3 separate regions of the Homo sapiens genome follow, and regions 2 and 3 are each linked to region 1. A link is a loop called in an ENCODE intact Hi-C map of the cell type or tissue named here. Cell type or tissue: PC-3. All regions are shown on one strand.

What was found. Hi-C counts contacts between places; a loop is a spot of excess contacts. Peaks named below come from ENCODE experiments on the same cell type or tissue, not always from the same donor. Only the 100,000 strongest peaks of a DNase experiment are listed, where the experiment ranks them.
Region 2: a loop joins it to region 1, with 4 times the contacts of the local background. A loop is called at or near these places in 3 of 110 quality-filtered maps.
Region 3: it touches region 1 in a loop (4-fold over the local background); 15 of 110 quality-filtered maps call a loop at or near these places.

The regions. Positions count from the first base shown.
Region 1 is chr17:62,891,934-62,894,433 of GRCh38, reverse strand. No RefSeq gene overlaps it. Among named protein-coding and RNA genes, the nearest start is that of MIR633, 51 kb to the left of the region's middle. In PC-3, no CTCF peak of the experiment used is centred here; a DNase peak (open chromatin) is centred at 1,313; H3K27ac peaks cover 1,929 bases.
Region 2 is chr17:62,778,915-62,781,414 of GRCh38, reverse strand. All of the region lies in intron 3 of MARCHF10 (membrane associated ring-CH-type finger 10), which reads left to right. Among named protein-coding and RNA genes, the nearest start is that of MARCHF10, 28 kb to the left of the region's middle. In PC-3, CTCF peaks have their summits at 779 and 981; DNase peaks (open chromatin) are centred at 914, 1,874 and 2,224; H3K4me3 peaks cover 1,000 bases; H3K27ac peaks cover 2,132 bases.
Region 3 is chr17:62,955,499-62,957,998 of GRCh38, reverse strand. No RefSeq gene overlaps it. Among named protein-coding and RNA genes, the nearest start is that of TANC2, 9.5 kb to the left of the region's middle. In PC-3, no CTCF peak of the experiment used is centred here; no DNase peak of the experiment used is centred here; H3K27ac peaks cover 1,147 bases.

The sequences.
Region 1 (2,500 bases):
TCATGGGCTTCCCAGACAAGTGAACCCCTCCAAAAAGATGGGTGGTGGGGGGTGGTGGGCGGCAGTTGCTTAAGTTAATTCATTTGTAATTGGAAGCTTTATAAAGTGGTTGATAAGGCTGACATTCCAGAAAAAAAGGACCTTGTTTACCCTGTGGCTTCATATTTCCCCAGCACATATACCCTAGGAAAATATGAGGCTGGATTTAGAATCACGACCTCACATCTTTATTTCAGAGATGCTTTAATTGCACCTTTGACTATTCTTCATATCAGCATAGATTCTGAATACTTTTGGTCTAAATTTCCCTGGCCCCTCCCCAACCTGAGCCTCCCCAGCTACCTGCTCCTCCACTGTTCCCTGTGGTACCTAAAGGTCTGCTCCCATCCTCCTTGGGTCCCCTGCTCTCCACTTGACGTGGCTCTGTGCTCAGGCACCCTTCTTCCCCGCCTCCCCCATCCCTACCTTGGAAAGTAAAACCCATGAGATGTTAGCCACTGAGGAGAGAAGCTTGGAACAGATTTCTGGGGTCAAACCAGAGAGGACTATACCAAGGTGGCATGCCATTGCCAGAGTGGACTGGGAAGACTCCCTGCTGTTGAAGCAGTGAGTTTGGCTTTTAGGAACAGAGGGCAAAGGCAGGGTCCCAAGCCTAACACAACAACCACAGAATACTCCTCTCTTATTAAGAAACTATGTGCCGGGCGCAGTGGCTCACACTTGTAATCCTAGTAGCATTTTGGGAGACCAAGGCGGGTGGATCACCTGAGGTCAGGAGTTCGAGACCAGCCTGAGCAACATGGTGAAAACCTGTCTCTATTATAAATACAAAAAAAATTAGCTGGGCATGGTGGTGGGCACCTGTAATCCCAGCTACTCGGGAGGCTGAGGCTGGAGAATCGCTTGAACCTGGGAGGCGAAGGTTGCAGTGAGCCAAGATTGTACCATTGCACTCCAACCTGGGCAACAGGAACGAAACTGCATCTAAAAAAAAAAAAAAAAGAAAGAGAAAAGAAAAAGACACTATGGTACGTGTAGCACTAACATGCTCCCTAAGCACACAAAAGAAGTAGCAGACAGGCCCTACTTTCCAGGCAATTTTAATTTAGCCAAAGGATAAAGTAAAAATGTAGAGAACCGTCACAAGGTAAAATAGAACCGAGTGCCTGGCAGAGCAGGAAAAAGGGTATGAGTAATCAGCAGATGAGGTAGAAGGGCTGAGTGAGGTGAGTTAGCAGGAGAGGGACTCTCGGAGGAAATGAATCTTGAGCCAGGCCCTGAAGGAAGTCATTGACAAATGTAAACTCTCCAGCGGGCCACAGAGGAAGAGGCTGGGCTGTCTGCAGGAGTTGTGTAACTCACATATGCTCTGACCTGTTTGTCTGTGAAGACTCAGACCAGCTCTGAAGCTATTTAGCCTTGATCTCTAAGTCTACACAAAACCACTGTCTTGGTTAAAGAAATGTAGTATGTTTGGCACAAGGCACACCCTATAGATGATGTCATGTCTATAGATCAAAGCCAGGCTAATGTCACCAGGCAAGGGAAGAAGACTTGGAAAACACAGTCTGTATTATGCTTTTTCTTTTTTTAGCCTTCTGTTTCCAAGGTTAGTTTTTAGGGTGAAGATTTTCATCTTGATTACAGCTCTTGGTAAATGAAGGTCATTTTTAAAGTCTGATTCCTGGAAGTGAAATGTAGAATTTATGGAAACACAAATTCTTGATATGTTAATTGTGCTAATTGAAATAGAGGGCCTCTTTAAAACAACAACAACAAAAAAGAAAACAACACAAAAATCTTTTTGCCTTAGGAGCAGAAAGTGAATGAGAGACATAATAATGGAGTTTGCAGATTGTTCTTTCCTTGCAAGAGACATCAGCTGAAACACAGTCTTTAGCCATAATGAAAACACATTTTTAAGTTCCTTGCTTATTCTGGCAAGATAAAAACAAGTTGTCATGAAACCACTTCTGTCAAGACTAGAAGCTTTGGCCTTATCGCCATTGTTAAAGGCAATCCAAGAAATACTATTTAAGGCTAATTTTGTTGCCCTTTTGAAGAGACTTTTGAAATCATAAAAAAAGAGTCCAGACAATAAGCTGGATAGGAAGGACAAGTTCCTCCTTGGCAGCCAGTGTCGAATTACACTGTCCCCTGTCTGTGGATAAAACAGAATTGTGCTCTTCAGACTGCCAACCCCTTACTTGACAACCACTACAAAAAGTTAACAATAAATGAAACTGACAGCCCACTTCACCAGATTGGGAGTACATCTGAACTTCTACGGCAAGACAGCTGGACTTGAGTTCATTTCCCTGGAGGCTGGGCTACAGCAATACCTAATGAAAACAATGATGGACATATATTTATTTCCAAGGCATTTGTAGCCTGCACCCTGGTTCCAGTCTTATCGCAGAAGCTGGATCAATTTTCACATCTTTTCACTAAATGGATGGGATGTGAAATTACTCCTATTGACAATAAGCATTCTCAAGGG
Region 2 (2,500 bases), 110 kb after region 1:
TTCAGTTTCCCATCAAGGAGATACTTATTATGCATATCTCGTGGGATCATTGTGAAAACGAAGGAGACTTCTAAGTGGCACACTGACATTACAGTACATTATAAACTGCCTTGGTGTCCAAATATACTTGCAAGTGATGCTCCAACAGGTATTGGTGGAGGAGAAGGTTCTGAGGCTTCTAGAATCCCTCAGCCCAGTCCCAGGCCACATTTTTAAAAGCCAACCTAATATGGCAACTTAATTTTAGAGCCTTTTCAGAGTTACGTACAACCCTGTGAACTGTTTCATCAGATTGGAATTTAACAGGGAAATAAATAGTGGCTCTGCATAACCCACTAGAAAGTGGGTAATTTAGTAGACTAAAAAGCAAAGAGGCTTCTGGATATACGGAGAAAGCAACGCCCCTCCTTCCCAGGCACCGGCGAGACCGCTGCTGGCCCAGAGGAGCTTGCTGTGATTGACAGAGGCACGGAAGGAATTTTGTCCCCACGAACCTTCACAGAGAGGGGACAGGAGCCCCGATTTCCCCATAGAAGATGATGAAAATGATTAATTGGCGCAGGACATGGTAAGCCGCAAGCTTCTAGAAAGCAACACATCACGGGCCCTTCTCATCTTTCCAAGATCCTGTATCCTCACTGGAAAGGACGTCGTTCCAAATGCACAAGCCTCAAGGACTGAGAACACGTTCTCACTGCATTTACTTCATGGGGAAGAAAGGTAGAGATCACTGTCAGTTTTTTAAGTGCACCATTTGCTCTGCTAATAAAAATAAGATTCTAGTCCTTTCACTGGTGGCAACCGAGTGCTAAATATTTAGATTCCAGGTCACCAGGACTCAAGGTTACATCGGAAGGAGGCGTAGGCAGTGAACCTGATACCGAGAAGCAGCTGGCAGTGCCCCAGGCCTGGCCCAGTGTGCTGTTCACATCAATGAAGTCACTTGACTGTACCAGCAAGCAAGGTGCGCCTCCAGAGGAAGGCTGTTACCCAACGTAAACACTGTAATTGTTTTGTTCATAAGAATCCACACGAATTTTAGAGATTAACATAAAAAATAAAGTCTTTTCAAGTAGCCTGCAATGGCTTAAAAAGTCAGAATGTCCAGCCATGCATGAGAGCAGCAAAGGTCTAAAACTGTGCCTTTCAATACAGTGGCCACTAGGCACATGTGGCCATTAAACTTTAAGTTTAAATTAATTAAAATTAAATGTACTGTGTAGATCCCTAGTGGCACTAGCCACATGTTACACACTCAAGAGCACGTCTGGTCAGTGGCTGCCATATTATTTTTTGTTTTTTGGTTTGTTTTTTTTTTTAGACCGAGTCTCGCTCTGTCACCCAGGCTGGAGTGCAACGGTGAGATCTCAGCTCACTGCCACCTCCACCTCCCAGGTTCAAGCAATTCTCCTGCCTCAGCCTCCCGCATAGCTGGGATTACTGGCACCCGCCACCACGCCCAGCTAGTTTTTGTATTTTTAGTAGAGACAGGGTCTTGCCATGTTGGCCAGGCTGGTTTCAAACTACTGACCTCAGGTGATCCACCCGCCTCGGCCTCCCAAAGTGCTGGGATTACGGGTGTGAGCCACTGCACTCAGCCATCCGGCTGCCATATTGGACCATGCAGATCTAGGACACTTCTGTCACTGCAGAAAGTTCTGTGGCACAGCACAGCTCCAGATTATAGTCAAGCTCAAAAACAAAACAAGACCCCATGAGCCAGGGAAGGGTTTTGTTTCCCAGAATCCAGCCCTGCATAATCCATAGCACAATGCTTTGCATACTGCGGCTCCTAGCAAATATTAGCTCTCGGGTGACTCAGCTGTCCGTGGAGGCTGGCTCGATTTGCATTTTGTGTTTTTCTATGACCTGGGTATATCTGCATGACTCCTTTCATTCCCTATTGATTCATCCTATCGTGTCCGTGAAACCTTCAGCTTCTCCACTTTCAAACGGCTCTTGGGGAGACATCCTCCCATTAATCTGTCAATGTCAACCCACTGACACCCTTTACAGTGTCATGAAAGCAGCCACGGCTTAGGATGTGGCATATGTGTTCCATGAATCATGCTTTTAATTTTCTCTAATTTCTGCTTGCCCATTCTCAGATTCCTTGTGGGTCGGGCCTCTTCTTTCTGGCCCTAGGCCTGTGTGCTGATGAGGCAGGTCGCGCATGCACACGCTGGTTCTAGCTGCCAGGGGGCCCCACCCTGGGAGGCTGTGAGTCACCCTTAACACCTGGCGTGGTGTTCTTCACAGCCGCCCTCTTGACTCTAGCTCAGATTCTGCGCCCTCGAGGTGCACTGGGTAAGAACGCAGCTCTGCACGCAGCATCTGGAGCCTGAAACGCACGTCATGGAGAGAGAATGTGCAGCCCACGGTTTGACAAGTGCAGATCTGTGGGAATTTTCCTTTGAGTTTGTTTTCCATTTTAGCCGTTGCTCTGTTCACCGTGGCAGGTCCCACAAGCCCCTCAGGCTCATGGTGCTGAATACATCAT
Region 3 (2,500 bases), 64 kb before region 1:
GGCGTGTGCCTGTAATCCCAGCTACTGGGGAGGCTGAGGCACGAGAATTGCTTGAACCCGGGAGACGGAGGTTGCAGTGAACCGAGATTGTAACACTGCGCTCCAGCCTGGGCAACAGAGAGCGACTCTGTCTCAAAAAAAAAAGGAAAATAAAAATTAAAAAATATATATAGAGAAGAGGTGGGGGGAAGAAAAGATAAGAGGAAATGAAGGTGTAGATTGGGCCTTATCCCACTCAGCTGAAGCCCAGTGAGCTTCACATTGACTACATTGAGTCAATCCAGCCCGACACGCACCCTAAAAGGAACAAAGGGGAGTAAAGAATCAGAATTCAGGCTGGGCGTGGTGGCTCATGCCCATAACCCTAGCACTTTGGGAGGCCAAGGCAGGTGGATCACGAGGTCAGGAGTTCGAGACCAACCTTGCCAACATGGTGAAACCCCGTCTCTACTAAAAATACAAAAATTAGCTGGGCGTGGTGGCATGCACTTGTAGTCCTGGCTACTCAGGAGGCTGAGGCAGGAGAATCACTTGAACCTGGGAGGTGGAGGTTGCAGTGAGCTGACAGCGCACCACTGCACTCCAGCCTGGCAACGACAGAGTGAGACTCTGTCTAAAAAAAAAAAAAAAAAAATCAGAATTCAATAGAGGAAAAGGGAAACGGGTATTTTAACATATTGTTACCAACCTAGTAATTGTAATGAAACTTCATTTCATTACCGACTTGGAACTTGGCTATCTGAAAATCTGATCTATCAGGAGCACAGCAAAGAACCAAGGGAATAAAGGAGATGGAAAAAGGCCTCTGGAAAAACGGAGACCACTATGTTCATGCCCTGAAGATCATGCCCATTACTCCTAGACATTCATCAAAGCCCCTTCTCAGGGCCTATTAATTTTTACTTGGATTTGATTTTAGAAAAGCTGGGAATCTGATTTTCAAACCCATAGAAAAGTAAAAGCAATAAACTGGAAGGAGGAAAAACTATCACTGCAGTCATGCAGACAGCAGTGAGAAGAGAAAGCTGGAAAGCTGGATGTCTTTTTTTTTTGAGGTGGAGTCTTTCTCTGTTGCCCAGGCTGGAGTGCAGTGGCGCTATGTCGGCTCACTGCAACCTCCACTTCCCTGGTTCAAGAAATTCTTTTTTCTTTTTTTGAGATGGAGTCTCCCTCTGTCGCCCAGGCTGCAGTGCAGTGGCGTGATCTTGACTCACTGCAACCTCCACCTCTCAGGTTCAAGTGAGTCTCCAGCCTCAGTCTCCCGAGTAGCTGGGATTACAGGCACCCGCCTCCATGCCCAGCTAATTTTTTGTAGTTTTAGTAGAGATGGGGTTTCACCATGTTGGCCAGGCTGGTCTCGAACTCCTGACCTCGCGATTCACCCGCCTCAGCCTCCCAAATTGCTGGGATTACAGGCATGAGCCAAAAACACCTGGCCCTCAAGCAATTCTTGTGCTTCAACCTCCCAAGTAGCCACCACCATGCCCAGCTAATTTTTTTGTATTTTTAGTAGAGATGGTGTTTCACCATGTTAGCCAGGCTGGTCTCAAACTTCTTGCCTCAAGTGATCCGCCCGCTTTGGCCTCCCAAAGTGCTGGGATTACAGGCATGAACCATGACACCCAGCTGAAAGCTAGATGTCTTTAAGCAAGGTGTAGATGAAAAAAAAGTATAAATATTAACTTAATGATCAAAAAGCACAGTAATTTAGTTCCTTCAGCGTAGGGGAAAACAGCCCTACATACCTCCATAAGCCTTGGGGAAGAAACTTTTAAAACTGATGTCTGTATTAACTGTGAGTAAACAAGAAGGTTAAATTACATTCATATAAAGACACTTCCTGAGTTAGGCAACACTCAACTTTATGTAAATAGTTCCATAAGGCACATAATAAAATTTTAAGATGTGGGAGGTTTCATATCACATTAAGAAATGCAAAGAAGTCAAGTGTACAAATGAACACCACAAAGTAGGTACATAAGGCCAGAAGTTGCAGATATAAGGAGATAATGGCCCTCCATGGGCAATCTTGCAGAGCTTCTGTTCCCACGCAGATTCTCACTGCATCGGCTTGTGTTATGACACTGCTATTTGTGTATTTCCCATTTTATTACCTTCTAATTGTATTCGTCAGGGTTCTCTAAAGGGACTAATAGGATAGATGTATATATGAAGGGGAGTTTATTAGGGGAATTGACTCACAGGATCACAAAATGAAATCCCACAATAGGCCATCTGCAAGCAGAGGAGCAAGGAAGCCAGTCTGAGTCCCAAAACCTCTAAAGGAGGGAAGCCGACAGTGCAGCCTTCAGTCTGTGGCGGGAGGTCCAAAAGCCCCTGGCAAATCACTGGTGTAAGCCCAAGACTCCAAAAACTGAAGAACTTGGAATCTGATGTTCAAGGGCAGGAAGCATCCAGCACGGGAGAAAGATGAAGACCAGAAGACTCAGCAAGTCTGCTCTTTCCAATTTCTTCTGCCTGCTTTATTCTAGCCATGCTG